2 separate regions of the Homo sapiens genome follow, and region 2 is linked to region 1. A link is a loop called in an ENCODE intact Hi-C map of the cell type or tissue named here. Cell type or tissue: Caco-2. All regions are shown on one strand. Each heading gives the region's core, and the rest is flanking DNA. Links, peaks and the distances in the headings are about the cores only.

Evidence for each region. Peaks named below come from ENCODE experiments on the same cell type or tissue, not always from the same donor. Only the 100,000 strongest peaks of a DNase experiment are listed, where the experiment ranks them.
Region 2: it touches region 1 in a loop (12-fold over the local background); 2 of 110 quality-filtered maps call a loop at or near these places.

Annotation. Positions count from the first base shown.
Region 1 is chr18:2,762,102-2,776,202 of GRCh38, forward strand. It overlaps SMCHD1 (structural maintenance of chromosomes flexible hinge domain containing 1), which reads left to right. Exons shown (of 48, transcript NM_015295.3): 36 at 4-135; 37 at 1,536-1,688; 38 at 7,593-7,719; 39 at 7,888-8,007; 40 at 9,432-9,517; 41 at 10,149-10,271; 42 at 13,633-13,823. It also overlaps the pseudogene LOC124904372. Among named protein-coding and RNA genes, the nearest start is that of EMILIN2, 78 kb to the right of the region's middle. In Caco-2, for the core only: a CTCF peak has its summit at 4,359 (motif pointing right); no DNase peak of the experiment used is centred there.
Region 2 is chr18:2,818,366-2,835,481 of GRCh38, forward strand. No RefSeq gene overlaps it. Among named protein-coding and RNA genes, the nearest start is that of EMILIN2, 20 kb to the right of the region's middle. In Caco-2, for the core only: no CTCF peak of the experiment used is centred there; DNase peaks (open chromatin) are centred at 6,746 and 7,436.

The DNA of each region.
Region 1 (14,101 bases), core at 1-8,000:
AAGGTTATAGTTGAAGTCCTGCCTAATCAACCTGTGAAGTTAGTACCTAAAATTAAACCACCTACACCAGCTGTTTCAAATGTTCGCTCAGTTGCCAGTAGGACCTTGGTCAGAGATCTACATCTTAGTATCACGGTAATGTTTATTTTCTTCCAAAACTGCGAAGGGTAACAAGAAAAATTATCTTTGATTTTAGGGTACAAAATTATTTGTATGGATTCTGTCAGTTACTCTGATTAAGGTTATAGGGAAAACTTGTGCAGATGAATTAAATATTTATAAATATCTTTGTATTTGAATACAAATAGAGAATATATAACATTATACATAAAATGAATTCAGAATAATAAGCAGAACTGACTCAAAATGCAGAAATCTCAATCTGCCTACCTTTTTTTTTTTTTTTTTTTGAGACAGGGTCTTGTTCTGTCACCCAGGCTGGAGTAGCATGGCACAATCATAGCTCACTGCAACCTCAAGCAGTCCTCCCACCTCAGCCTCCTGAGTAGCTGGGACCACAAGGTGCACAGCACCACACCTGGCTAGTTTTAAATTTTTTTTCTGTGGGGTTTTGCTGTGTTTTGCTGTGTTGCCCAGGCTGGTCTTGAAATCCTGACCTCATGTTATCCTCCTGCCTCAGCCTTCCAAAGTGCTGGGATTACAGCTGTGAACCACCACACCCAGCTGCTACCTTTTCTAATACATACCTTTACTCACCTGTTTAGTGTATCTATCACGAATGAGTGTGAACTATATTGACTCTTCAATGTCCGGTTCACTGAGGGGACTGAAGGACATAAGTATTTTTTTTAAAGAGATCTGTTCTGATGACTGCTCATAGTTAAGAAAGAAAATCAGAGCTCCTCCAAGGCTGCAGATTTCATGAAGCATAAGCAGCAACACAGCTGTCAAAAATATTAACAAAAACATGTAAAACACAGTAGTGGGACTGCACCTTCATGGAAAATTTGGTTGGTGGGATGCTTGTCTACTTTCAGTTTATTTTCCTGTTTTAGATGATGGGTTATTCTTCCCTAGACATCTCTTCTTTTCCCAAAACATCTTGTTGGGGTAAACGGTGCCATAGAATTACTCCAAGGGTCTTTGAATATCATATAAGCACCGAACATTGTGAGAAACACATATAGGCCTATTGGTTTTCAAATGTATACAGGTGCTGCTGGTGTTAATAAAATATTTAAAGTCACTACAAGTTTATAATAACTTATTAAGCACTTTTTCACATCTGTAGGTACTAAAAGTACATGAAAAGGTGATATTTTAAAATGGGAGTCCTTGTAATTTAGTAAGGTAGGAACTGTTGTATTGAAGTCTCTTGTTCTTTTATGGTTTCTGGAACTATTTCTTGCCTGTGGAACACTCAAACTTAGAACTGAATTTTGTGCTTAGACTAAGAAAGATCCAGATAATTTAATGTTGGGGGCTCTCTGTATTATTTCTGATTTGTACATGCTCTTCTCTGGGTTTAATCTTCTCATCAGTTTCTCTAATTGTTTTCCATTTTTTGTTTTAAGGATGACTACGACAACCATACTGGAATTGATTTGGTTGGCACTATAATAGCCACCATTAAAGGCTCTAATGAGGAAGATACTGATACCCCACTTTTTATTGGGAAAGTTAGAACACTTGAATTCCCCTTCGTGAATGGTTCGGCTGAAATCATGGTAAATTTTTTATATCTTTTGGTAGATAGAATTTCTGTATTTAATGCTTTTAACCACCATATTAAGACACCTTTTCTTTTGTATAGCTATGAAGATGTTCTAATCATAGCACTAAATTGGGAAGTCAGCTGAAATATTTTCTGTTTTTGCTATTACAAATTGAACCCAAGATCTTTATAAGTAAGACTCTCGTTTTTCCTATGGGATAACAGCTTTCTCTGATTCTAGTTGTTTTTAACTTTAGTGACAGTACGTGATGTTTTATGTTTCATTGAAAAGCTGCCGTTATGTGGATAGAAACAAAAAATGTAGCCCAGGTAAATTTTAATTAAACAACTTGTCTTTGTTACTCATTTTTTTCTAAAATGAAAATAGTTTTATTTGTATTTTAAAAATATACAGTGCAAGAACCTCCATAAATAATCAAGATATTGTCACCTGTCAGAGATAATAGATGCTTAGCAACTTAGTATTACCTTCCAGAGTTTCGGCATATACACTAATGCTGCCTGCATACCATGTGTGTATATGATTTATATACATGTTCGGAGGGTGTAAAATTTCATTAATAGAATTGTGCCTTTATAAAAATCTTTTCTTGTTCAACATCTCTAATATATTCTTAGTAAAAGTAAGCCTACATCATTGTATATTAATGACCACAGTTTATTTGATCAATCCTTAGTGAAAATTTAGTTCTTTTCTAAAGTTTGTTTTTATCAACAGTGCTTCCATTAGCTTTCTTCTATGTATAGTCAGCCCCCCATATCCGTGGGTTTCACATCTGTAGATTCAAAAATAATTAGGAAAAAAATTTCATCTGTACTGAATACATACATTTTTCTTGTCAGTATTCCATAAACAATACAACAACTATTTTCATAGCATTTTAGTAGTTATTACTAAGTAATCTAGGGATGATTCAAAGTATATGGAGTATGTGCATAGGCTGTATGCAAATACGACACCATTTTATATCAGGGATGTGAGTATGCATGGATTTGAGTATCTATGGGAGTCCTGGAACTAGTACCCCACAGATACCAAGGGATGACTATATATCCTTTTGCATATATTATTTCTTTAAGAAATTACTAGAAGCAGAATGCGTTAGAGATAGGATATGCATATTTTAAGCCTTTTGGTAGTTACTGCCAGTGCTCTTCAGTTTATATTCCTGCCAGAAGTATATGTCTATCTTACTCATATTAGCAACACTATATGTGTGAACACTTTTAAAAATTCTAACCAAGTATCTGATTAAAAATTTATTTTTGTCGAATATTTTTTGGTTTTAATCTTTCTAAGATTGTTTACCGACCATTTCTTTTAGAATTTTCATTTTTTTCTTAAAAATATTAGTGCTCTTTGGTATATAAGTACTTTTTCATGAGATGTTCTTTTGTTTTTAGAACTTGCCTTTGTTTATATTGGAGGGGCAGATCATATTCACAGTGCTATCTCTGATATCCTTAATTTCTTTAATTTTTGATATATCTGGATTTTATTGACCCTTTTTCAAATCCATTAATTTTCTTGATATCTTTTCAGTAATTCTAACAGTACTAATAGATATGAAATGTTACCTTTTCTTGTATTTTTGTTGTTGTTCATTTCTGTGTCTAACTCATTGCAGCATCACATTGTTTCAGTAAAATTAGGCTTATACGGTAGGAGCCTGCCAGCTGTACCTGGCCTGAAGACTTGTCAATTGGTCTGGCAGTGACTGACCAGTACAGCATTTTCATTGTAATTAGTTTCCAACATTTAAAGTTCTGGAATTTTTACATAAAAATCTGCATTTCTAATTTATTTGGTGAAATCTAAAGATCTGTCAACACTGGGTGAGGATTCTCTTAGCCAGCTGTATGTGCACCCTGAACAGTGACTGCTCCTGTCAGTGTGTCTGGTTTCCAGTCAGCCGCTTCCATGCCACTTCTTTTCATTTATTGACATTGAGGACATGTGTATTTACCACTTATATTCACACTTGTTCTTCCTTTTTTATTATAGTGGAGAATAAAGTAAGATTTTCTTGTGCTCTAACAAAAATTAGGTAATGAAAGCCACGTTGAAAAACAAAGGGGAGTGGGGAGACATACTTAACATGCAGAGTGGATTTGTGTTGGAAGAAGACATCTAGTCTTCTTTCTAAAGAAAGTTTTCTAAAGAAAACTTTACCTGTTTTCCTGTTTAGCTATGTCCAGTTTTCTTTTTTTTTGGAGACAGAGTCTCACTGTCTCACCCAGGCTGGAGTGCAGTGGCGCGATTGCCCCTCACTGCAAGCTCTGCCTCCCGGGTTCACGCCATTCTCCTGTCTCAGCCTCCCAAGTAGCTGGTACTACAGGCACCCACCACCACATCTAGCTAATTTTTTGTATTTTTAGTAGCGACGGGGTTTCACCGTGTTTGCCAGGATGGTCTCGATCTCCTGACCTTGTGATCCACCCGCCTCGGCCTCCCAAAGTGCTGGGATTACAGGCGTGAGCCGCCGTGCCCGGCCTGTCTCCAGTTTTCTTGGCCCCCTTATGGTCATTTGAAATTGCTAAACCTGCTGTATATACTCCTGAGATTCAGACAAGAGATTTAGCTATTCCCCAGCAGCTGTATATAAAAATCTCTTCACATCATGCATGTAAATTGTACTCTTACCACTAGAGGACCCTGATATCTCACTGAATCAATAGAAAACTCAAGTCCTTCTTGGCTCCTGCCTCACATATTGATTTAGTATGTCTGGAGCAGGGCTCTAGAATCTGATTTTTAAAAAGCAGGTGATTCTTATCATTAGGGAAGTTTAGGAAACACTGGTCTAGAGCACAACCAATGTTTGTAAATGTTCCACATTATTGCTTTGTTTAAAGTTACAATCTAAATTTGTAGTTGCTTAAGTTTGTTAATTGTGCTATTCAGATTCACTGTATTATTTGCCTACATGATCTGGACATTTCTGATGGCAGTGTCTAAGTTTCATTCTGATATGCATTTGTTTGTTTCTCATATGCCAAATTTCCGTTTATACTTGGATCCAGTTTGGGACTCTTCATTTCTGTTATTCTGTTTATCCTTTTTTCTTGGTAGGTATGCATCAGGGATTAAAAACTATAAAACTTTGAGATAGGAGATTCCTCTTCAAACAAGATAAAAAGGAAAAGATTATATTTAACTACATTAAAAGTTACACTTTCTGCGGGGCACAGTAGCTCATGCCTATAACCTTAACACTTTGGGAGGCCAAGGTAGGATTGCTGGAGCCCAGGATTTCAAGACCAGCTTGGGCAACATGGCAAAACCCCATCTCTACAAAAAATTTAAAAATTAGCCAAGCATGGTGACAACGCACCTATAGCCCCAGCTACTCAGGCAGCTGAGGTGGGAAGATAGCTTAAGCCTGAGAGGTTGAGACTGCAGTGAGCCATGATTATGCCACTGCATTCCAGCCTGGGTGACAGAGCAAGACCCTGTCTCAAAAAAAAAAAAAGGTTACACTTTATGTACGTAAGCATATCTTAAACAGAATTAAAAGAACAGTGACAATGTGTTGATAATTGTTGACACTGGATAATCAGGTTTATTATCTGATTCTGTAGTAGAAAAAAAAAGTTTTTAAGGTAGTAAATTAAGGAGAAATATTGATTTTGCTGTATGCAGTCATGTCATCACTTAATGACGGGCATATGTTCTAAGAAATACATCATCAGGTGATTTCATTGTTGTGCAAATATCGTAGAGTATACTTAAACCTAGGTGATATAGCCTACTATACACCTGGGCTATATATCACAACCTATTTCCTTTTTTTTTTTTTTTTTTTTTTTGAGACAGAGTCTTGCTCTGTCACCCAGGCTGGAGTGCTTTGGCGCACTCTTGGCTCAGTGCAACCTCCGCCTCCTGGGTTCAAACAATCCTCCCACCTCAGCCTCCCGAGTAGCTGGGACTACAGGCGCGTGCCCACCACACCCAGCTGATTTTTGTTTTTTCAGTAGAGACAGGGTTTCACCATGTTGGCCAGGTTTGTCTCGAACTCTGACCTCAGACGATCCACCCACCTCGGCCTCCCAAAGTGCTGGGATTGTAGGCATGAGCCACCACACCCAGCAGCATAACCTGTTTCTCCTAGGCTACAAACCTGTACAGTATGTGACTGTACTGAACACTGTAGGTAATTTTAACATAATAGTATCTGTGTATCTAAACATAGAAAAGGTATAGTAAAATACAGTATTATAATCTTTTGGGACCACCATTGTACATGTGGTCCTTTGTTAGTGAATTGTTATGTGGTGCATGACTGTATGTTAGATACATATAATTAAAGGACTGATATATTGAACAGATTTCTAAAACCTCCTAAGGAACTACTTGCAAATCAATTAAAAAAAAAAGACAAACCGGTAGAAAAATAAATGGGCAAAGAATATGAGCAGGCAATTAATGGAAAAGAAAATATAAATAACCTGTAAACATAAGAAGCATGATTTCAGTACCACTCAGGGAGATGTTAGTTAAAATAATAATGACTGGTTGCTTTTTAATTCCCCTTTTTAGAAAAAAATATGATTGATATTAAATGTTGGCCAGCATAAGGGGAATTGGGCACTCCCATATACTGCTGGTGAGAGGATAAATTGATACAGCTTCTTATAAGGGAAATTTGATACTTACCTTTTAAAATAAACTTATACTTCTCATTATTCATCCCAGAAAACACATTTGCAGAGAAACATTTGGAGATATATTTTTGCTATGTTATAGATAATTGTTTAAAAATTGTAAACATACTAAATATTTGCCACCCAATGAATGAGTAGTATAGTATAGTGTACTATATACTATACTACTAGTATATATAGTATACAGTATATAGTATAGTATATAGTGTACTATATACTATACTACTAGTATAGTACTATATACTATACTATACATAAATTTTAAATTGGCATCTATACATTCACATGAATTGATCAAATCGAGTGCTGAAAGCAAGTTGCTAAAGTATATGTTACTTATTTTTAAAATGCAAATAGTATTTTTTAAATACATGTTTGCATTTATGTAAGTCTGTTGAAAACCACATTCAGAAACTGATTGGCAGTTGGTTTAATGGTGGGCTTGTATTCTATATTCTTTGGGAAAAAGTCTGTGAGCTGTAATTTATAATTTTATTTCATGGATTGACCTACAGTGCCATATCGATTTAGATTTTTTAAAAATACTACTTCTCTGTAAATTGTATTGTTATAGTCTAAACAAAAACAGCTACTATCGTTTCCCTTAGAACTGTGTGAAAAAATCATTTCAGATAAAAATATATTTGTGTCATTTACTAGTTATATGTTTTGGTCTTAAAGTATATCAAAAGGTTTTTTATCCATTAATGAGAAAGACACAATTTAAAAAATCTTTAGAGCTTTTCAAAATCTCTTGTTCTGTCACCTGGGACTTTGATGGGTCTATTTCCATGTTAACAGCTGTAACTTAAACTCAGCATTGGGCTTTGTGATTGTTTTTATAACTTTCACACTATCAGCTCTTTCATGCTGCTTTCAATTTAGAGGTTAGAATCAAGAAGATTTTACAGGTCAAAATTTTAAGTGGCCATCTCTAATGTGAAGGAAATAACTTTTTCTTGAAATTTTTTATCATATATACTTTTCACATAAGCTGTTTATTGATACGATCATTTGGCTTTCAAACCAATACCAGAAGGTAAAAAGTTGTATGTCTTGGGTAGTGGTGGTGGTGATAATGGTTTAATGGAATCTTAAGGATCAGCCTATGCCTTTGGCCTTTAAAATTAACCACTTACTTGAAAACAGCATAATGAGTTATGTAACATTTATATGTTGTAAATTTTCTTTTTAAATCTTGTTTTCCCCTATTGTTTGTTTATATGTACAGAGTCTGGTGCTGGCAGAAAGTAGTCCTGGAAGGGATAGTACTGAATATTTTATTGTATTTGAGCCCCGGCTACCACTTTTATCAAGAACCTTAGAACCATATATCCTACCGTTCATGTTTTACAATGGTAAGTTTCTAGGAAATAAATGGTTAAACTCCGTTGTTAGTGATACTTTAGATAACCTTGTTTTGCTTTCCATTAACTTGGTGTTTATTAGCTATCTAACCACTTTATGACATATTTTAGAAAAGTCAGTTTTTAAATTATTTAAATTATCTCAATTTTTTTTCTTAGATGTTAAGAAGCAGCAACAAATGGCAGCACTTACAAAAGAAAAGGACCAATTATCTCAGTCTATTGTTATGTATAAAAGTTTATTTGAAGCCAGCCAACAGCTTCTTAATGAAATGAAATGTAAGTCATTTTGTATTCAAGACAAAAATTATGCTTTGGGGAATGATGAGGCAGGTGAGATCGTGATACACAAACAAGCTTCCACTTTCCTAAATTACAAGTAAAATACAGAATGTTTCAGAAAGGTGGTAATGATGGTTGATACTGTCATTGAGAATTCTTAAGATGAAGTATTTCTTATTTTAAATAAATTTGTATCCTGCTTAAAAGAAATCAACACGTTCTGTTAGGAATCTGGACCTGTGGAAAATTTAAGGCTTTCTACATAATAATAATGTTTATATTTAGCTCTAGCTTCTGGCAAAAGATACTGGATAATAATATCACCAAGGGAGTGATGTGTAATGTAATTTTTCATTTGGGTAATGAGCTGTTTGTATTTTACTTCAAACATCTGCAGTTTGTCATACTATGGAGGTATCTGGGGCAGCACACACTGATACTGAAATATGTAAATTATTCTTGAGTCAATTCACAGAAAGTTTGCTGCAGTTTTGTTTTGTTTAGTTTTGTTTTCTGTTTTTTGTTTTTTTTTGAGACACAGTCTCTGTCGCCCAGGCTGGAGTGCAGTGGCACGATCTCACTCACTGCACCCTCTGCCTCCCAAGTTCAAGTGATTCTCGTGCCTCAGCCTCCCAAGTAGCTAGGATTACAGGCACATGCCACCACGCCTGGCTGATTTTTGTATTTTTAGTAGAGACGGGGTTTCACCATGTTGGCCGGGCTGGTCTCGAACTTCTTACCTCAAGTGATCTGCCCACCTTGGCCCCCACAAAGTGCTAGGATTACAGGTGTTAGCCACCACACCCAGCCTACGTTTGCTGCAATTCTTAATAATGTTTCATATAATTGAAAGACAAGACATTTTCTGAGTTGTGCTCTATCATCTCTTCCCTTTTCATTTGTCATATTTTTTTGCTAAGGTTTTTGGCCTTGTGTTATTTTGATCAAGTTAACCAAGAAATATTTACCGCTTGCCTCAAAGTACTCACTTTTGTGTATGCCTGCACAAGATCAAGGATATTTAGAATATAATAGGAGCTAAATCTAGTAGTGAGATAATGTCATTTGTGTAGCACTAAAAATTGTTTTTATAAAGTCTTTGAGAACAGCCTTGTGCAATTATGTATAAATTATGTATACTCGTGGATTAAGATTAAGTAACTTATCCAAGATTACTAGGAGTTTGCAGTATATCATATCTCCCTTTAGTTGCATTAATTTTGTTTTCTCATTTTTGTATATCAGAATTGAGCCTTAAGATGTATAGTTTAATTTTGAATTTCTGAAATGGTCACCTATCAGTTTTCATTTTAGCAACAGACATTAAAAGGAAAAAACAAAAGGAACTTTAAAATATTTTTCAAAAACTATGATTTGGGGGCTATCAGAAATTGATGCAAATTTTTGGTTTTTTATTTTAGGTCAAGTTGAAGAAGCAAGATTAAAAGAGGCCCAATTGCGAAATGAACTAAAAATACATAATATTGACATTCCTACAACACAACAGGTACAGCTTCCAACTATACGTGAAAGATTTTTTATTAAAGTCTATTCTACAATTTTCTCAATTATTCAGTTTTTATTAGGAATTCTGAGTATTGTTGTTTTAGGGTACAAAGACGTGCATTATCGTCACTAGACATTAAAAATGACTAACAAAATGATAGAGTGCTCTATTCAAAGAAATTGCAATTTGTATTTTTAATGTAATGACACCAATAAATGCAATTAATAATACATCAGTTCAAGTACTGCATTGAAAAGGCTGCATAACCACTACACGTGATGGTAAACAAAATAAGAGAAAATAAAAAGCAATCTAGATTTTTAAAATTTATATTCTTTTATATGTGTAACTCAGTTTCAAGAGAAGTCCTATTATAGGTAGTGTATTTCTTGGCTAAGATTTTTTTAAATTCAGTGAAGTGGGAACTTTATATTACTATAACCATGGTTTTTAAAATTGTGTTTTCTTTGTGTGTGTGTGTATTTTCTGATAGTTTTTTTTTTAATAATGCCTACTTACCAACTTTATATTCTTTAGTTATCTAAATTGTTAATTTTTCTCCACTGTCATTATGGGCTGCCTGGTTCAAGAGTAATTGGTCTTGTAGTTAATTTTTCTTTATAAATTATAGGTGCCACACATTGAAGCACTTCTGAAAAGAAAGCTATCAGAACAAGAAGAACTGAAGAAAAAACCTAGAAGATCGTGTACTCTTCCAAACTATACTAAAGGCAGTGGAGATGTTTTGGGAAAGGTTTGTGTTTATTAAGCCTTTTGAAAGGCAGTACATTTTATTATCTTGTTTGTTTAAAACGGGTCTTCTAAAAGTGACAAAAAAGTGTCAGGTTCTTTGTAATTTACTTCTTTCCAATAAAGTACCTGCTCTCATTATTGCAATAGGGATTTGGCAGAGTTTAAAACTGAAATCTGTAATGTTACTATTGAGGGCTGTGGCAAAAGTTGTTAACATCTATTAGTTCAAGGCTTGTTGTTTACTTAGAGATGCTTTCATGTCATGCAGCTCTGTTTTTGGAGGGGGAGACAGTCTGTCACCCAGGCTGGAGTACGATGGTAAGACTGTGGCTCGCTGCTCCCTCCACCTGCTGGGCTCAAGTGATCCTTCTGCCTCAGCCCCCCAAGTAGCTGTGACTACAGGCATGTGCCACCATGCCCAGCTGAAACTGAGGTCAAGTAACTTGCTCAGAGTTGCACAGATAGCAAGTGGCAGAGCCAGGGGTGAAACCCCAAGTAGTCTGACTCTGGAGTCTTTGGTTATTGCCTTTGCATGTATATTCTACTTTTGTAACCACCATATGAACTATTATTTGTAGTATTTCTCATTTATACATAAAGAAATTGAAATTCAGGGAGCTCAAATAACTTGTTAAAATATAGTTAAAGGCAGAGCTTAGATGTGACTCAAGGTCTCTCTGACTCTAAAGTCTGTGATAGTTTTTTTATATGCCCTATAACTTCACAAATATACTGTCCACTGAAAATAGGGGGTAACGTGTAGCAATGTGTATGACCAAAACCGTGTTACGTTATTACCCAAACCTCAGATCCGCAAACTGAAAAATTGAATTTTAATTCAAGTTAAATATAAATTTATGTATTAGGAAACAAGTTGCTAATATACAATGTTTTAAAATATTATTCCAATTTTTAGAAAAAAGCAGTTCTTTGATCCTAAGCATATAAATATATGGCTTCCACATTTTAATAGTTCATCCAATACAAAATTCTTGGACAATATGTGAGATTTTTACCAACATATAAATTTTAGCAAGAGAAATGTATTTTAAAGTCTCCTTTTTAAATATTTCCCATTGCATGTCTTGAAAATCTGGGGGAAATCTTTGAAATTTCGTTTTACATAGTTTCTCTTTTGTCCCCTCAGAAATACAAACCCTACCCTAACCAGTAGGAGAAAACTTTACAGTCCCTCCATGTCATCCTTAGTCTTTTCCCTCGCTTCCTTAAAAAATACTCTTCCTGGCATTTATTATAAAACTAGAATAGTCCGGGCGCGTTGGCTCACACCTGTAATCCCAACATTTTGGGAGGCCAAGACAGGCGCATTACCTGAGGTCAGGAGTTTGAGACCAGCCTGGCCAACCTGGTGAAACCCCGTCTCTAATAAAACATACAAAAAATAGCCAGACATGGTGGCATGTGCCTGTAATCACAGCTACTCAGGAGGCTGAGGCAGAAGAATTGTTTGAACCTGGGAAGCGGAGGTTGCAGTGAGCCGAGATCATGCCACTGCACTCCAGCCTGAGTGACAGAGCGAGACTCTGTCTCAAAAAAATAAAAAAACCCTAGAATAAATAATCGTAGAAATACAGTAGGAACAAGGGGAGACTTTTCCCCCAAACTTCAAAATGTATTTATTTTTAACATCGTGAATACCTCAAGTAACTTAGATATTTTACACATTTCTTCCTTAATTCCAAATATCTTGAAATCCCATCTCTAAATGAGGAAGATGTAGTAGCAGTTTTAAGATTTTTTTTTCAGTTAAACATATTATAGTTATACTTAACATGCCCTTCTAAATAGGTTTTATGACAGTATCATGGTATTTCTTTTACAAAACACATCTAAATGTCACAAGTAAGCCATTTCTTCTGCTTACATTTCATTTGCCTCTACTAATTCTTTCTCCATTGGCTAGAACATTGTTTTCATTTTCGTTTACATGTACTAGTTTTTTTGCATGTTCATTTTCTTACCTTTCTTCCACTAACTTCTAGAGAATTAGAATATAAGGGTAGATGTTAGGATGTGTTTTGTTTTTTGGCTTTTTTTGAGACAGGATCTCACTCCTGTCGCCCAGGCTGGAATGCAGTGGTGCATCTCGGCTCAGTGCAGTCTGGACTTTCTGAGCTCAGGTCATCCTCCCACCTCAGCACCCAAGTAGCTGGGACTACAGTTTCGTGCCACCATGCCCCCCTAATTTTTTGTATTTTTAGTGGAGATGGGGTTTCGTGATGTTGCCCAAGCTGGTCTCAAACTCCTGGGCTCAAGCACTCTGCCTGCCTGAACTCCCAAAGTGCTAGTAATACAGTCTTGGGTCACCATGTCCAGCCTGATGTTTCTAAAAGTGACACACAATGTTCTTATTGCTAGAGTAGGTTTGTGCTACCAGATCAAGTAAGATTAAAGGGTAGACACCACCATCCTAGCACAATGAACTAGGCTTTGATACTGGCCACAGTAGTCCAATCTTGGTGGACTTGACTTTGAACAAGAATGCTTGTTGATGATTGGGTGTTCACGCACATGCGTGAGATATGCCACCCTTGAACCTTGTTACACTGTTGGCACATTACCTGTCTGACCTGAGGGAAAGAAAAAGAATACTTGTGACTGAAGGAAGGATTTGTAATTATTTATTTATTCTAAGCTCCAAAGCATTGTTCCTAGAAACAGAAGCAAAAGGAACAATTTTTTTTTTTTTTTTTTTTTTTTTTTTTTTGGAGACAGGGTCTTGCTCTGTCAGACTGTAGTGCAGTGGCACAATCTCGGCTCACTGCAGCCTCTACCTCCTGGGCTCAAGTTATCCTCCTTCCTCAGCCTCCTGAGCAGCAGAAGAAACAATTCTTATTTGTGATGTTTAGATTTGTTTTCTGAAAGGAATACTATAATATTGGAGTAAAGTATTTACTTAGAAGGGAAGGGCTTATTAACTGTATTTATGTTTAACTGCATTATTTTATGTGTATATTATTTAAGTGTACTTTATGATATTCTACCAATAAGACAGATCCCATTTATAGTGTTAAAATGTGAAAAAAGTATATATTACTAGCTAATAAAATTTCTAATTATTTCATCCCTGAACGGTCTGAGAAAAGAAGGAAAAATTCCTAATATTTTTATTTGCTCATTTGCAACTTTACTGGAGTTTAATCTTTAGAAAAAGAAATTTTAATTTAATATCAGAATACAATGTTTAATATATTCAAGTTAAGTTTTTGACAACTTGACAGTTTATTTTTAATTCATGTGTTTCAGAGAAGTTTTTGTTACCTAGGCTTGGGCTTTTAACATAATATCAAATTTTTATATATGGATTTTATATTTTTTTACTTTATGAAAATGGGTTATAGATTGCACATCTAGCACAAATTGAAGATGATAGAGCTGCGATGGTTATTTCTTGGCATCTGGCAAGTGACATGGACTGTGTAGTCACCCTAACCACTGACGCTGCACGTCGTATCTATGATGAAACCCAAGGTCGTCAGCAGGTGTTGCCCCTTGATTCTATTTACAAGAAGACTCTTCCAGATTGGAAAAGGTTAGAAAAAAGTGAAAGTAATTTTTTTTCTGAAATATATTTTCTGTTTTTTATCAAAGCCTTGAATTTAAAAATGATTTCTCTAAAAGATACCTAAAACAGAGAATTGACTTGAATTATATACGTTATTTTTGTCTTCATCACAAATGGGCATTTTTCACTGCATATGCTGGCTATGTTTTATTTGCCAATTAAATATTATTTGTATATGTAATGTATACACAAAAACATACATTACATGTATATGTAACGTATACACACAAAGACATAAAAACACA
Region 2 (17,116 bases), core at 3,575-11,574, 60 kb after region 1:
ATTTAACAAAACCCAACATTCTTTCATGATAAAAACACTCAGAAAACTAGACATGGAAGGGAATGTTCTCAACATAATGAAAGGGCCTTTATGAAAAACCCACAGCTAACATTATATTCAATGATGAAAGACTGAAATTCTTCCCCTAAGATCAGGAACAAGACAAGAATGCTGCCTTCACAACTGGTATTCAACATGGTACTGGAAGCACTAGCCAGAGCAATTAGACAAGTAAAAGAAAAAAAAGGCACTCAAATTAAAAAGGAATAAGCAAAACCATCTATTCTAAGTTATGATCCTATATATGAAAATCCCAAGGAATCCACAAGAAAGCTATTAGACCTAATAAAGGAATTCAGCAGAGTTGTAGAGTACAAGATAAACATGCAAACATCAGTTGAATTTCTAAACACTGGCAATAAATCAGAAAAGGAATTATGAAAGTGATTAATTATAATAGTATCTTCAAGAAGACAATACATAGAAATAAATTTAAACAATGAGCAGAAAGACTTGTACACTGAAAACTACAAATATTGCTGAAAGAAATTAAGGATCTAAATAAATGGACAAACACCCCATATTCTTAGGTAGGAAGACTGAATACTAAGACGTCAAAACCACCCAAGGTGATCTACAAAGTAAACACAATTCTTACCACAATAACAACAGCTTTTTTTCTTTTTTGCAAAAAAGGAAAATAGATCCTTATATTCATATGGAATTGCAAGGGGCACAGAAAAAAATCATCCTGAAAAAGAACAAAGTCAGAAGACTCACACTTCCTCATTTCAAACTTAATACAAACCTACTGTAATCAAAACAATGCAGTACTGGCATTAAGATAGATATACCAATGCAATGGAATTGAGAGTCCAGAAATAAACCCATACATCTATTACCAATTTTTTTTTTTTGAGACAGAGTCTTGCTCTGTGGCCCAGGCTGGAGTGCAGTGGTGCAATCTCGGCTCACAGCAACCTCGCCTCCTGGGTTCAAGGTGCCTGCTGAGATTACAGGTACCTGCCACCATGCCTGGCAAATTTTTGTATTTGTAGTAGAAACGGGGTTTTGCCATGTAGGCCAGGCTGGTCTCAAACTCCTGACCTCAGGTGATCCACCTGCCTTGGCCTCCCAAAGTGCTGGGATTACAGGCATAAGCCACCACGCTCAGCCTATAACCAATTTTTGACAATGGTACCAAGTCCCTTTGATGGGGGAAGAATAGACTCTTCAAAAAATAGTACTGGGAAAACTAGATTTCCACATGGGAAAGAATGAAGTTGGATGCCTACCTCATACTGTAAGTAAAAATTAACTCAGAATGATCAACAGCCTAAATACAAGGGCTAAAATGATAAAACTCTTAGAATAAAATATGGGGGTAAATCATAATGGCCTTGGAATCAGCAATAAATTCTTATATGTGACAACAAAAACACCAACACCAAAATTAAAAATAAATAAATTGGACTTCATCAAAACTCAAAACTTCTCTGCACCAAAGGACATTATCAAAAAAGTGAAAAAGCTAAGCTACAGAATAAGAGACATCATATATGATTCTCATATGTAAATCATATATCTCATAGGGATTTAATATCCCAAATAGTTGAAGAGCTCCTAAAACTCAAAAACAAAAAGAAAATCCAATTGTTAAATGGGCAAAGGATTTGAACTGACATTACTCCAAAGAAAATATATAGCCAATAAACACATAAAAAGATGCTCAACATTCTTAGTTATTAGGAAGATGTAAATCAAAACCACAAAGAAATACCACTTCGCATCTACTAGGATGTCTATAATTTAAAAAACAAAACACCTACAGAAAATAACAAGTACAAATGATCTCCAACTTATAACGGTTTGACAGGATTTTTTTTACTTTATGACAGTGCAAAAGCAAGATGCATTCACTAGAAAACCGTATCTTTTTCTGGGCTGGTTGTAGGTGTATTAAATGCATTTTTGGCTAGGTGTGGTGGCTCATGCCTGTAATCCTAGTACTTTGGGAGGCCGAGGCGGGCAGATCATTTGAGTCCAGAAGTTCAAGACCAGCCTGGGCAACATGGTCAAACCCTGTCTCTACAAAAAAAAAAAAAAAAAATTAGCCAGGTATGGTGGCATGTGCCTGTAGTCCCAGATACTTGGGAGGCTGAGGTGGGAAGATTGCTTGAGCCTGGGAGGTTGAGGATGCAGTGAGCCAAGATCGTGCCACTGCACTCCAGTCTGGGCAACAGAGCGAGACACGGTCTCAAAAAAAAAAAAAAAAGCCTTTTCAACTTACAATATTTTCAGTGTATGACGGGTTTATTGGGGCATAACAATTTCATTGTAAGTTGAGGAGCATCTGAATTGGCAAGGGCATGGAGACATTGGAACCCTCATACATTGCTGATGGGAATAAAAAAAATGGTGCCATTGCGATTCTTCAAAAAGATATAGTATAATTACCATATGATCTAGCATTTATACTCCTAGGAGTATACCTGAAGAATTGAAAACAGGGACAGAAATGGATACTTGTATGGCAACAATATTAGTCACAGTTCTCCAGAGAAACAGAATCAATACAATATAAATACATAGTTATATAAAAAGGGGGTTTATTATGGGAATTGGCTCATGCAATTATGAAGCCTGAAAAGTCCCACAAGATGCCACCTACAGTCTGGAAACACAGGAAAGCCAGTGGTATCATTTATTCCAAGTCTGAAGTCCTGAGAACCAGGGGAGACAATGGTGTCACTCCCACTCCATACACAAGACCTGAGAACCAGGGAGGCTGCTGATGTATGTCCTGGGGGCGTCCAAAGTCCCAAGACTCAAGAGGTCCCATCTCCAAGGGTGAGAGAAGATGGATGTCCCAGCTCAAGGAGAAAAAGAGAGAGAAAAGAAAGAGAGAGAGAGAGACAGACAGAGAGAGAGAGTGAGGGAAAAAAAAGAGAGTTTGCCTATTTTTTTCTATTTGTTCCTTCAAGGGACCAGATGATGCCCACCCAGCACATAGTTCTTTACCAGGTAGGCTGACCCCCCAGGGGGGTCATTCCTGAAGGGTCCGTGTCATTAGTCATGCCTGGATTGGGCTGTTGTTTTTCCATTGGTTTAATCACTGAGCACGGTAGTACCAACAGATGCCCTAATGGATCTCCTGTATTCTAGACATACTCTTCCCCACCTCCATGGTGGAGTAGTGTCCAATTTCCCCTTTGTACCCTGGATCAATCACCCCAGCCAGCACCGTAACTCCTTTCTGGACCTGTTGACTCAGAGGCATGAGGAGTCCAACGTGGCCAGATGGCAGTCTTAACTTCCAGCTCAGTGAAAGCATTGTTGTGTCTCCTGGTGGAAACACTACCCCCTTTGGAACCAAGGCTTCTGGGCCAGCAGAGGAAAAAGTTGTAGGAACAGGAAACAAAAATTGTGCTAGTGGATCACTAGGAGTAATCCCAGCCACCAGAGAAACAGCACTGTATATTGGACGCTGATTCGGAGCATATACAGCCTTCTGGAGAAACTTGCCCCAGGCCTGCAAGGTACTGCCACCTAGCTGGCCCTGTAACTGAGTTTTCCACAGGATATTTCACCATTCTGTCAAGCCAGCTGTTTCAGGACAGTGGGTAATAGGGTAAGACCAGTGAATTTAATGAGCATGAGCCCACTGCCACACATCTTTGGTGAGTTCTTTGGTCAGAAGCAATGCTGTGTGGCATGCCTTGATGGAAGATAAGGCATTCTGTAAGTCCTCAGATGGTAGTTTTGGCAGGAGCATTGCATGTTGGGGAGGCAAATCCATATTCGGAGTAAGTGTCTATCCTAGTAAGAAGAAAACATTCCTCTTTTCATGATGAAGCGGTCCAATGTAATCAATCTGCCACCAAGTAGCTGGCTGACCATCTTGGAGAAGAGTGCCGTATCAGGGGTTCAGTGTTGACTTCTGGCAGGTTGGGCAGTAGCAGTGGCTATAGCCAGGATGGCCTTGGTGAGTGGAAGTCCATGTTGCTAATGTATAACCTGCCTTTATGGCATTATGGCATTATTCCATTATATGCCATTATACATTATGCCATGTATAACCTGCCATTATGGGCTGGGTGTGGTGGCTCACACCTATAATCCCACCACTTTGGGAGGCTGAGGCAGGAGGATCACTTGAACCCAAGAATTCAAGACCAGCCCGGGCAATATGGTGAGATCTTCTCTCTACAAAAATAAAAAAAAATAAATAGCCAGGTGTGGTGGCACAGGCCTGGGGTTCCAGGTACTCAGGAGACGGAGGCAGGAGGATTGCATGAGCTCAGGAGGTGGAGGCTGTAGTGAGTCATGGTCACACCGCCACACTCCAGCATGGGTGACAGTAAGTAAGTAAGTAAGCTCCAGCTGGGGCAACAACAGCAAAACTCTGTCTCAAAGAAAAAAAAAAAAAAAAAGACAGAAGGCTGGAATCTGCACTGCAAAAGAGGAAACTCAAGTGGCCAGTAAGCGAAGATATGCTCAACCTCATTATTAGGAATAATTAGGAATAAAGAAACAAGACCAGATGTATTTCAGGATACAAAATAAATATATAAAAATCAATTGTATTTCTATATGCCAGCATTAGTTAGAAAATTAAAAACTTTAAAATTGCAATCTACATAGAATTAAAGAAAAATATTACAAAAATATTATTTATAAAATAATCATAATCTTAACTAATAGCAATAGTTTTTTGAAGGGGAATATGAGAAAGAGGATTTTTTACAACCTGAGTTTAAAATGTGTATGGATATGCCAACCAATTGGATAAGCTAGATGAAATGGACACATTCCTAGAAATACACAACTTACTAAAACTCAATCATGAAGAAATTAGAAAATCTGAATACACCTTGTCCTAGTCAGCTTGGGCTACTATAACAAAATGCCACGAACTGTTCTGATTAGCAATCTCTCCCTCTCTCCCTCCCTTCTTTCTTTCCTTTCTTTTCTTTCTTTCCTTCCTTCCTTCCCTTCTCTTTCTTCCTTCCTTCCTTCCTTCCCTTCTCTTCCTTCCTTTCTTTTTCTTGCTTTCTTGCTCTTCCTTTCTTCCTTTCTTTTCCTTTCTCTCTTTTCTCTCCTTTCTCTCTTTCTCTTTTTTTCTTTGTTTCTTTGTCTTTCTTTTTTCAGGGTCTTGCTCTGTCACCCAGGCTGGAGTGCAGTAATACCATAACAGCTCACTGCAGCCATTACCTCCTGGGCTCAGGCAAACCGCCCACCTCAGCCACCTGAGTAGTTGGGACTACAGGTGGGCATCACCACACCCCACTAATTTTTGTATTTTTTTGTAGAGATGGAGTTTTACCATGTTGCCCAGGCTGGTTTTGAACTCCATGGCTCAAGCGATCCACCCACCTTGGCCTCCCAAAGTGCTGGGATTACAGGCGTGAGCCACGGCACCTAGCCAACAATTTCTTTCTTACAGTTCTGCAGATTGGAAGTCAGATTGGGATGCCAGCAGGGTTGGGTTCTTGCTGAGGGTCATTTTTCCAGTTTCAGAGAGCTGACCTCTCCCTGTATCCTTACATGACAGAAAGAGAGCTAGTTCTCTTCCTCTTCTTATAAGAGAACTGATCCCTCATGGGGGCTCCTGAGGACCTAATTACCTGCCAAAGGCTCCCACTGGTTAGTTTTGACATTTTTGAACTTCATAGAAATAAAAAATATATACTTTAATGGAAGAGTCTTCTCTAACTTGTTTCTTTCACTTAACATGCTTGTGAGATTCATTCATATTGATGTGCACATCAGTAGTCATCCATGTTCGCTGCTGTATAGTACTCCATAGTGTGGATGTACCACAATTTATCTATATTACTTTTTCTGTTTTGTTGTTTTGTTTTTGAGACAGAGTCTCACTCTGTCTCCCAGGCTGGAGTTCAGTGGTGTGAATTTAGCTCACTGTAACCTCTGCCTCCCAGGTTCAAGTGATTCTCATGCCTCGGCCTCCTGAGTAGCTGGGATTACAGGTGCATGCCACCACGCCTGGCTAATTTTTGTATTTTTAGTAGAGATGGGGTTTCATCATGTTGGCCACGCTGGTCTTGAACTCCTGACCTCAAGTGATCTGCCCACCTTGGCCTCCCAAAGTGCTGGGGTTACACCCATGAGCCACTGCACCCGGCCTTATCCATTTTACTTTTAATAAAGATTTCAGTTGTTTCTCATTTTGGCTATTGTAAACATCACTGGAACTTTTTTAATTTTTTTTGAGACAAGGTCTCACTCTGTCACCCAGGCTGGAGTGCAGTGGTGTGATTGCAGCTCACTGCAGCCTCAACCTCCTGGGCTCAAACGATCCTTCCACCTCAGCCTCCCAAGCAGTTGGAACCATAGGTGCATGCCACCATGCCCAGCTAATTTTTAAAATTTTTTTGTTGAGATGGGGTCTCACTATGTTGCCCAGGCTGAGTAACATTTTAATATAAGTCTCCTGGTGCACTTGTCCAAGATTTCCTTAAGGGTATATATATCTAGGGGTGCAATTGCTGGGTTTTAGAGTACACACCTGTTCAAATATACATAGTAATGCAGACTGTTTTCCAAAGTAGTTGGACCAGTTCAGACCCTATCTTCGTCTGTTTTGTGTTGCTTTAAAGGAATACCTGAGGCTGGGTTATTTATAAAGAAAAGAGGTTTATTGGGCTCATGGTTCTACCGGCTATACAAGAGGCGTGGCCCCAGCACTTACTTCTGATGAGGGCCTCAGGCTACTTCCTACTCATGGCAGAAGGCAAAGGGACACCAACATGTGCAGAGGTCACAAGGCAAGACAGGAAGCAGGAGAGTCGGCGAGTGCCAGGCTCCTTTTTAACAACCAGCAATCATGAGAACTAATAGAGTGAGAACTGACCCCCTTCCCCAGAGAGGGCAATAATCTATTCATGAGGGACCTGCCCCATGAACCAAACATCTCCCATTAGGCCCTTCTTCCAACCTTGGGGATCACATTTCAACATAAGATTTGGAGGGACAGAGGCCCAAATGATAGCGTACCCCTACCAGGAGCACATGACCGTTTCTCTCCATATTCTCACTGACACTGGGCATTGTCAGACTTGTAAATTTTTTTCCATCTGTCAGGCATGTAGCATGATCCGACTGTATTAGATATTAACTCATGAAGTAGGTATTAACTTGTACTTTCATGATTATTAATGAGGTTGAGCATATTGGCATTTATTGGCCATTTGAGTTTCGTATTTCTTTGAAGTGCAGATTCCAGTTTTTGTCTATTTTTCTATTGGATTGTTTGTCTTTTTCTTGTTGATTTGTCATTGTTGCTGATTTGCTAAGTTCCACCATAAATTCTTTCTCAGTTATTTGTTGTAACATCTGAGAGGGCCTGGAGGCACCGGAGAAGCTTCAAAGAAGGGCTGAGGACAGAGGTCTTGTAGGTGGAGCTGAAGTTCTCCAGGCAGCGAGGTTAGCCCTGCCATCCCACACAGAGGAGCAGCTTGGGCAAAGATTACACTGGCTGAAGGGCCTCCAATCACACGTAACTGGAAAGAGGTAGAAAGGAGAAAGAATTGCTTTCTCCACTCAGCTTTCTCAGGCAAATTCAATGTGTTTCTGGCTTGAACATTCCTGTTTTTGAAGACTGCTTACAATGTGGATAAAATGGATTTGTGTATCTCCAGTTGGGGCTTTAGCTCTGCCTGGAGTCTTTGAAGGCTTATCTCTGAGAAATTACCACAGATCTTTGGGGAGGAGAGTGGGGCAGATTGGAGGACAGCATCCTCTAAATGAAGTCATTTTCATGGTCAAGACTTGCTCCCTTTACCTTTTTTTTTTTTTTTGAGACAGAGTCTCGCTCTGTTGCCCAGGCTGGAGTGCAGTGGCATGATTTCAGCTCACTGCACCCTCAGCCTCTCGAGGTCAAGCGATTCTCTTGCCTCAGCCTCCTGAGAAGGTGCCTGCCACCATGCCCAGCTAATTTTTGTATTTTTAGTAGAGATGGGGTTTCACCATGTTGGCCAGGCTGGTCTCGAACTCCTGACCTCAAGTGATCTGCCTGCCTCAGCCTCCCAAAGTGCTCCTTTAAAATTCTGAAGTATCTTGAATAAGTATTTGGAACCCCAATCTAACAAGATCATTCATCATGAATCTGCCCTTCAAAAGATATAATTTATTTGTATTTCTCTGGGAATCATTTAGGAACAGCAGTTCAAAGCTTGAAATGGGTTTTCTTCTTTTGTTATCTCTCACAGTTGACAGATCTCTCTTGCTAAGCTGCGATTTGGCAGTGCTTGGCTCTTAATCCCAGCTATTTAAAAGTACAGTTAAGGAAAACTGTAATTCTGAGGCAATGCGTGTTTTGAAACCTTATTTGGCCTCTCATTATCTCATTCATTGGGGCGGGAAGCACTCAGGCTGGGGTCACATGCTTGGCCTAGGGAGAGGATGACTATTCTGTCCTCGGACTGACCGGGCCCTGGAGTCGGGCAGGGAAGGCTGAAAATAGTCATTTCTTGGCTGCATTGGTCAGGCAGGAGGGTCTCTGTAACACAGGGTCGCTGACAAGTGAGACGGAGACACAAGGTCCCCGGAGGTCGGCCTCAGCAGGGACAGTGCATGTGTTTGTAGGACAGTTGAGGAAGTCCTAAGCAAAGCTTTACAGAGCTTTAGATTGATTACAGTTGTTTACAATTGTTACAAGAGAAAACTAAAGTGTAGTCTTCTGTTCAAAGTTTGAATTTTCAACTCATTTCTGAGTTAGCATTCCTGGATCTTAGTTCTCATCGAAATCAAGCATCACTTTCCCCCTGTATATTATTATGTTAATTTGGTCAACTGTCTTGTAAAAGTCAGATGCCTGTCTGCTTGTTCTCACTCATTTGACCTATGTGATTAAACAAGTATTATGCACCAGGAACTGTGCCAGGCATAGGGATAAAATATGAATAAGACAAATAAGAAACAAGCTTTTCCTCTGATGAGTCTTTGTTCAAAGCTAATAGCTGGGGCTTGGTTCGGTGGCTCACTCCTGTAATGTCAGCACTTTGGGAGGCCAAGGCGGGCGGATCACATGAGGCCAGGAGTTCGAGACCAGCCTGGTCAACATGGTGAAAACCTGTCTCTACTAAAAATACAAAAATTAGCTGGGTGTGGTGGCACACACCTGTAGCCCCAGATACTCAGGAGACTGAGGCAGGAGAATCGTTTGAACCCAGGAGGCGGAGATTGCAGTGAACTGAGATTGCATCACTGCACTCCAGCCTAAATGAAAGAGCAAGATTCTGCTTAAAAAAAAAAAAAAAAAGTAACAGGAGGGCACAGCGATTCACACCTATCATCCCGGCCCTTTGGGAGGCTGAGGCAGGAGGATCACTCGAGGCCAGGAGTTGGAAGCCAGCCTGGGCACTATAGCAAGACACCATCTTTATTAAAAAAAAAAAAAAAAAAAGGAAAAACTGGTGTTGGGGGTCAGAACGGATGTGACTTTGGGGTACTGTTGATAACTGGAAGGAGCCACAAGGGGCTTTCCAGGGGTGGTCGTGTTTTGCTTCATGATCCTGATGCTGGTTCCATGGCTATGTTCACTTTGTGAAAATTCACTGGGCTGATTATCTATGATGTTGCCCAGGCTGGGTACCATTTTAATATAAGTCTCCTGGTGCACTTGTCCAAGATTTCCTTAAGGGTATATATATCTAGGGGTGCAATTGCTGGGTTTTAGAGTACACACCTGTTCAAATATAAATAGTAATGCAGACTGTTTTCCAAAGTAGTTGAACCAGTTCAGGCCCTATCTTAGTCTGTTTTGTGTTGCTTTAAAGGAATACCTGAGGCTGGGTAATTTGTAAAGAAAAGAGGTTTATTGGGCTCATGGTTCTACAGGCTGTACAAGAGGCAGCTGAGGTGAGAGGGTCACTTGAGCCAGGCATTCGAGGCTGCAATGAGCTGCGGTTGTGCCACTGCACTCCAGCCTGGGTGACAAAGCAAGACACAATCTCTTTTATTTTATTTTATTTTTTTTGAGGTGGAGTCTTGCTCTGTCACCCAGGCTGGAGTGCAGTGGCACGATCTCATCTGACTGCAAGCTCCGCCTCCCAGCTTCACACCATTCTCCTGCCCCAGCCTCCCAAGTAGCTGGGACTACAGGCGCCTGCCACCACGCCCGGCTAATTTTTTTGTATTTTTTTAGTAGAGATGGGGTTTCACCATGTTAGCCAGGATGGTCTCAATCTCCTGACCTTGTGATCTGCCTGCCTCGGCCTCCCAAAGTGCTGGGATTACAGGCGTGAGCCACCGCGCCTGGCCCAACACCATCTCTTAAAACGAAAAAAATCATCACATGATTTGAACTTGGAACTTTCTGACCTCAAAACTGTTTAAAAACCCTAAAAAAAATTCTCAAGCAGGGAAAATGAAAAAACTAAAACAACATAAACATGCTATGGACAGATCAAAGCTGCTACTATCTTTTGACTAATGGAAAAAGCAAGGTGAAATGAGCGTTTCCTGTTTAGAGAGTGTCGAGGGGTCAAGGAGGACCCTGCCTTCATATTCTATTGCACTCTTACAAGTTTTTCCCTAACTTTAAAAAACACAAAAACAAAGTATTTGATTTCTTGAATATTCTGAGGTTTTGCTTTCTAAAGGGTTTTTTGGGGGCAAAGTGATGCCAGGATTTCTGGGAAAAATAGAACATTAGAAAAAAAGATACTTTAATTTAGTTCCAATGTGTTGCAATCTTAAAAGAAACTTTCACTGCACTACTGGGGATTCCAATTTAATAAAGCTGTTTTTAAAATAAATGTCTGTGGGCCAGGAGTGGTGGCATGCACCTATAATCCTAGTTACTTGGGAGGCTGAGGCAGGGGGGATCATTTGAGCTTAGGAATTCAAGGCTGTAAGGAGCTATGATCATGCCACTGCACTCCAGCCTGGGTGACACAGCGAGACCCTGTCTCAATAAATATATTTGTGGATCATAGTTTTCTAATGTAAATATTATCAAAGTATAACATTCTCACCAAAAACCTAAGAGCCTGAGTAGCTGGGACTACAGGCACATGCCACCATGCCTGTCTATGTTGTTTTAGTCTTTTTTTGTTTTTGAGATGGAGTCTCGCTCTGACGCCTAGGCTGGAGTGTGGTGGCGTGATCTCAGCTCACTGTAACCTCCACCTCCTGGGTTCAAGTGATTCTCCCTCCTCAGCCTCCCAAGTAGCAGAGATTACAGGCACCCACCACCAAGCCCGGCTATTTTTTGTATTTTTTAGTAAAGATGGCATTTCACCATCTTGGCCAGGCTGATCTTGAACTCCTGACCTCATGGCGTGTGCCACTGTGCCTTGCTATGTTTTACTCTTTTTAAATAAAAATTGTTCTGGCTGGATGCAGTGGCTCACGCCTGTAATCCCGGCACTTGGGGACGCTGAGGCGGGCAGATCATGAGGTCAGGAGATCGAGACGATCCTGGCTAACATGGTGAAACCCCATCTCTACTAAAAATACAAAAAATTAGCCGGGTGTGGTGGCACATGCCTGTAGTCCCAGCTACTCGGGAGGCTGAGGCAGGAGAATCCCTTGAACTTGGGAGGCGGAGGTTGCCGTGAGCTAAGATTGCGCCACTGCACTCCAGCCTGGGCGACAGAGTGAGACTCCATCTAAAAAGAAAAAATTGTTCTAAGGTGTCAACGTGGCTTAGGTTGTGGACGGCACATGCGCAGAACCTGCTCTGTGATATTTAACTTTGCTATAACCAGTCCAGCACATTTAAATAGACTATAGCACCATGCGTCTGTGTTCTTCTTACTTAGCTCCTGAGGATGAGTTGAGAAGTATGTCTCTGATGATTAACTTTTAAGTAATGAAGTCTGCAAAGATAAAGCCAAGGAAAGCACATGCGAATATCCTGCTTCATCCACAACCAACTAAACCACCAAGTGTCAAGTGTTTATTCAACTTAAAAAACATATATATAAACTTCAAAAGTTACCAAAATCCATAAGGTAATAAGAGAAGAACCTGTCCTGGAAAGAGTGATGACTGACAGTCCAGCTCTGTCTCCCTTCCTGACTTTACTAGTGCATTGATACTTGCTGATGTAGCCTTTATCAAGATTTGTTAAACATCGTGTGGCTTTCAGTTCATTCTGGGTCCTTTAGAATCACCGAATAATTTATTACCCAAAACTAGGCACTTTTGAAGACGAAAAGAGACACTAAAGATAATTAACAGTGTTACCGACCTACAACACAAGCAAACTGAGACTGACCGGGCAAATCAGGACATGTGGTCTCCCTACTTTTCTCTGGGAGAAAACAAACTAGAGTTTTTGGGGTTTTTTTCCCCACTAGACTTTACTGTGTCTTTTTTTCTTTTCTTTCTTTTTTTTTTTTTTTGAGCTAGCCGCCTCCCAGGTTCAAGCAATTCTTGTGCCTCAGCCTCCTGAGTAGCTGGGATTACAGGTGCACCCCACCACACCTGGCTAATTTTTGTATTTTTTAGTAGTGATAGGGTTTCACCATGTTGGTGAGGCTGGTCTTGAATGCCTGACCTCAAATGATCTGCCCACCTCAGCCTCCCAAAGTGCTGGGATTACAGGCGTGAACCACCGCGCCTGGCCCACTGCATCTTTTCACAGTGGCATATCCTGCACCCTTTCCTCAAGTCCACCGCTCCTCAATCTTACCTGGTTCCCTGCCCTCTCTCCCTCCTAGCTACTGCAGGGCCGTGTATCTCGGTCTAGCTAATCTACCAGCCGGCCCTGCCTTTCCTTATTTATTAAAAACATCCAGTGTACAAGGTCACATTAACCCTCTCTTGCAAATCACATTCATTTTGGATATCATGGCTGATTTAAAGCAAAACCAAACCAAACAAGAAAGAGAACACTCAGCTCAAACCCACACCACTCCACAGTCTTTCCTAATTAATGTTCAACTTTTCTGATTGCTTCAAGGTCTATTTCTTCATCATCACCCAGGTACACAGGTTTTCACTATGCTGTCTTCTATTTGTTGATTGTAATTTACAGTGTTCCGAAGTCATTGCATATTTTCATATGTCTGTGTCTTACTCATCCATTAAGATGAGACAGGACTAGAACTGCTTTTCTCTGGCACCCAGATTGCCTGGTACACTGTTCAATATGCAACACGTCCTCAATATTCTTTTTTTGTTTTTAAGACTGAGTCTCACTCTGTCACCCAGGCTGGAGTGCAGTGGCACTATCTCGGGTCACTGCAACCTCCGCCTCCCAGGTTCAAGTGATTCTGCCACCTCAGCCTCCTGAGTAGCTGGGATTACAGGCGCACGTCACTACGCCCAGGTAATTTTTGTATTTTTAGTAGAGACAGGTTTTCACCATGTTGGCCAGGCTGGTCTCGAACTCCTGACCTCAGGTGATCTGCCCGCCTCAGTCTCCCAAAGTGCTGGGATTACAGGCATGAACCACTGCACCCAGCCCTCAATATTCTCACTGAAAAAAGAAATCTTTTGACGGCCAAAAATTCCAAGAACTTTTCTTCACCTCACCCACCCCCACGTGGCATTTACTTATTATTCTGACAGTTGAAATATAATTAATTCTCATTATTCATGGATTCCCTATTTGTGAATTCACTTTCTAAAATTTGTAGCCTCAAGAGTGACATTTATGGCACTTTCATGGTCATTTGTGGATATGCACACAGCGGTGAAAAATGTGTGTTGCCTGATGTGTGTGTTTGCCAGCAACGTACAAGAAAGCCAAACCCTGCCTTCTTGTTTCAGCTCACACTGTAGATAAGTATCCTTTTCATGGTAAATTCAGTACTATATTTTTTGCATTTTTGTGCTTTTTGTTGGTGATTTTGTTATAGTAGTTAGTCAGGCATGAGCAGGGCAGGAGAGAGCTCCCCTGCACGCCCCCCAACACACACCAGGAATGTCAGGCGACCATCAGGTGATGGTTCTGCAGTTGTTAACTGTCTCTCTAAAATAATAATTGGTCTCAGCCAGAGCCAGGGAAGGGCAGGCTCCCAATAGATAGAAAACACCTGAAGGTGGTGATCAGCAGCTTCCGGATAAGATCTCAGGAGCTGGGTGAGTGTGCTTAAGCATGCGCACAAGACAAGATGGCAGAGTTTAACTGGTATATGACCTTCTGTATTAGTAACGTTTCCCTAGAGGGACAGAACTAATAGGATATATATCTATATCTATATCTATATCTATATCTATATCTATCTATCTATCTGTCTGTCTGTCTATGCAGTTGATTAAGTATTAACTTACATGATCACAAGGTCTCACAGTAGGCTGTCTGCAAGCTGAGGAGCAAGGAGAGCCAGTCTGAGTCTCAAAATTGAAGGACTTGGAGTCCGATGTTCGAGGCCAGGAAGCATCCAGGACAGGAGGAAGATGTAGGCTGGGAGGCTGGGCCTGTCTCTCCTTTTCACGTTTTTCAGCGTGCTTTAATTGCCAGCAGCTGATTAGATTGTGCCCACCAGATTAAGGGTGGATCTGCCTTCCCCAGCCCACTGACTCGAATGTTAATCTTGGCCGGGCGCTGTGGTTCACGCCTGTAATCCCAGCACTTTGGGAGGCCGAGGCAGTGGATCATGAGGTCAGGAGATCGAGACCATTCTGGCTAACACGGTGAAACCCCGTCTCTACTAAAAATACAAAAAAATTAGCCGGGCATGGTGGCAGGTGCCTGTAGTCCCAGCTACTCGGAAGGCTGACGCAGGAGAATGGCGTGAACCCGGGAGGCGGAGCTTGCAGTGAGCATAGATTGTGCCACTGCTCTCCAGCTGGGCGACAGAGCGAGACTCTGTCTCAAAAAAAAAAAAAAAGTTAATCTCTTTTGGCAACACCCTCACAGACACACCCAGGATCAATATTTTGCATCCTTCAATCCAATCAAGTTGACACTCAGTGTTAACCATCACAAGTCCACCCCTTGTCAACTTGAACCCATATATATCTCCTGAGATCATACATAATATTCAAATAAAGACAATAATGAGGTCATAATTATGCCTAACATAATACAACTATCCTTCGTACAGATGGAAACGCATCAATTCCCAACCCAAATACTATTACATAAAGTTAACAATACTTAAATGCTGAGATAAAGGCAATAAATCTTATGTCACACGATAAAGGAAAAGGAAATAAAATGAAGATATTTTCTTAGTACAAGTATATACATGCACAAATATGTTTTTAGCAAAAGAAGGAGAAAATACTCATGACAATGACAGTCCCCATTTTTGCAGCTGGTCGCATGGTCATAGCTGGTATTGATGACTACCTTTTTCTACTACCCATCGGTATTCCCTTTGCCGTCAGCAAACACCTCGGCAGGTCATGTTTTCTTTCCTGGTGGAGTGACCCAAACCTTCATTCCTGAGGGGCCTAAGCCATTTGTAGTCCCACCTGGCTTGAGCTGTTGTAGTTTCCCATTGACCTTAATCATAGGGCATGGTAATATTAAGAGAAGCCCTAATGGATCTCCTGTATTCCATGCATACTCTTCCTTACCTCCATTATGGAGTAGGAGAGTGATTTCATCTTTATAGTCCAGGTCAGTCACCCCAGCCAACACTGTAACTCCCTTCTTAGCCTGTTGATTTAAAGGTAGGAGGAGCCCAAAGTGTCTGGGTGGCAATCTTAACTTCCAGTTTAATGGAATCATTGTGTCTCCTGGTGGCAGCGTTCCTTCCTCTGGAACTAAGACCTCTAGGCCAGCAGACTGTAATGTTGCAGGAAAAGGAAGCAAAAATTTTGCTAGTGGATCCCTAGGGGTGATGGTGAGTGGTGCCACTTCTAGCCCTTGATTCCTGGACCTGTGAATCTTGGCTATGGGAGAAACAGTACCATATATTGGATGCTGATTCAGAGCATACACGACCTTCTGGAGAACTTTGCCCCAGCCCTGCCAAGTATTGTCACCTAGTTGACACTGTAATTGTGACTTCAAAAGGCCATTCCACCATTCTATCAATCCAGCTGCTTCAGGATGATGGGAAACATGGTAAGACCAGTGAATTCCATGATCATGAGCCCACTGCCGCACTTCTTTAGCCATAAAGTGAGTGCCTTGGTCAGAGGCAATGCTGTGTGGGATATCATGATGGTGGATAAGGCATTCCGTGAGTCCACAAATGGCAGTCTTGGCAGAAGCATTGCATGCAGGATAGGCAAACCCATATCCAGAGTAAGTATCTATTCCAGTGAGGACAAACCTCTGCCCTTTCCATGATGGAAGAGATCCCATATAATCAACCCACCACCAGGTAGCTGGTTGATCACCCTGAGGAATGGTGCCATATTGAGGGCTCAGTGTTGGTCTCTGCTGTTGGCAAATTGGGCGCTTAGCGGTGGCTGTATTCAGGTCAGCCTTAGTGAGTGGAAGTCTACATTGCTGAGCCCATGCATAACCTCCATCCCTGCCACCATGGCCACATTGTTCATGGGGCCATTGGGAAATGACAGGGGTGGCTGGGGAAAGAGGCTGAGTGGTGTCCACAGAATGGGTCATCCTATCCACTTGATTATTAAAATAATCCTCTGCTTAGGTCACCCATTGGTGAGCACTCACATGGGATACAAATATCTTCACAGTTTTTGACCACTCAGAGAGGTCCATCCACATACCTCTTCCCCGAATTCCTTTGTCACCAGTTTTCCACTCATGCTTCTTGCAAGTCCCTGATCATCCAGCCAAACCATTGGCTACAGCACATGAATCAGTATATAATCACACATCTGGCCATTTCTCCTTCCATGGAAAGGGTACAACCAGGTGCACTACTCAAAGTTCTGCCCACTGGGAAGATTTTCCTTCACTGCTGTCCTTCAGGGATGTCCTAGAAAGGGGCTGTAGTGCTGCAGCTGTCCACTTTCAGGTGGTGCCTGCATATCGTGCAGAACCATCTGTGAACCAGGCCCTAGTCTTCTCTTCCTCTGTCAACTGATCATAGGGAACTCCCCATGAGGCCACTGGTGCAGGATGGGGGAGAAAAAGCAGGGTGGCAGGAGTGGAGACCATGGGCATTTGAGCCACTTCCTCATGTAACTTACTTGTGCCTTCAGGACCTGCTCGAGCCCAATCATGTACATACCACTTCCATTTGATGATGGAATGCTGCTG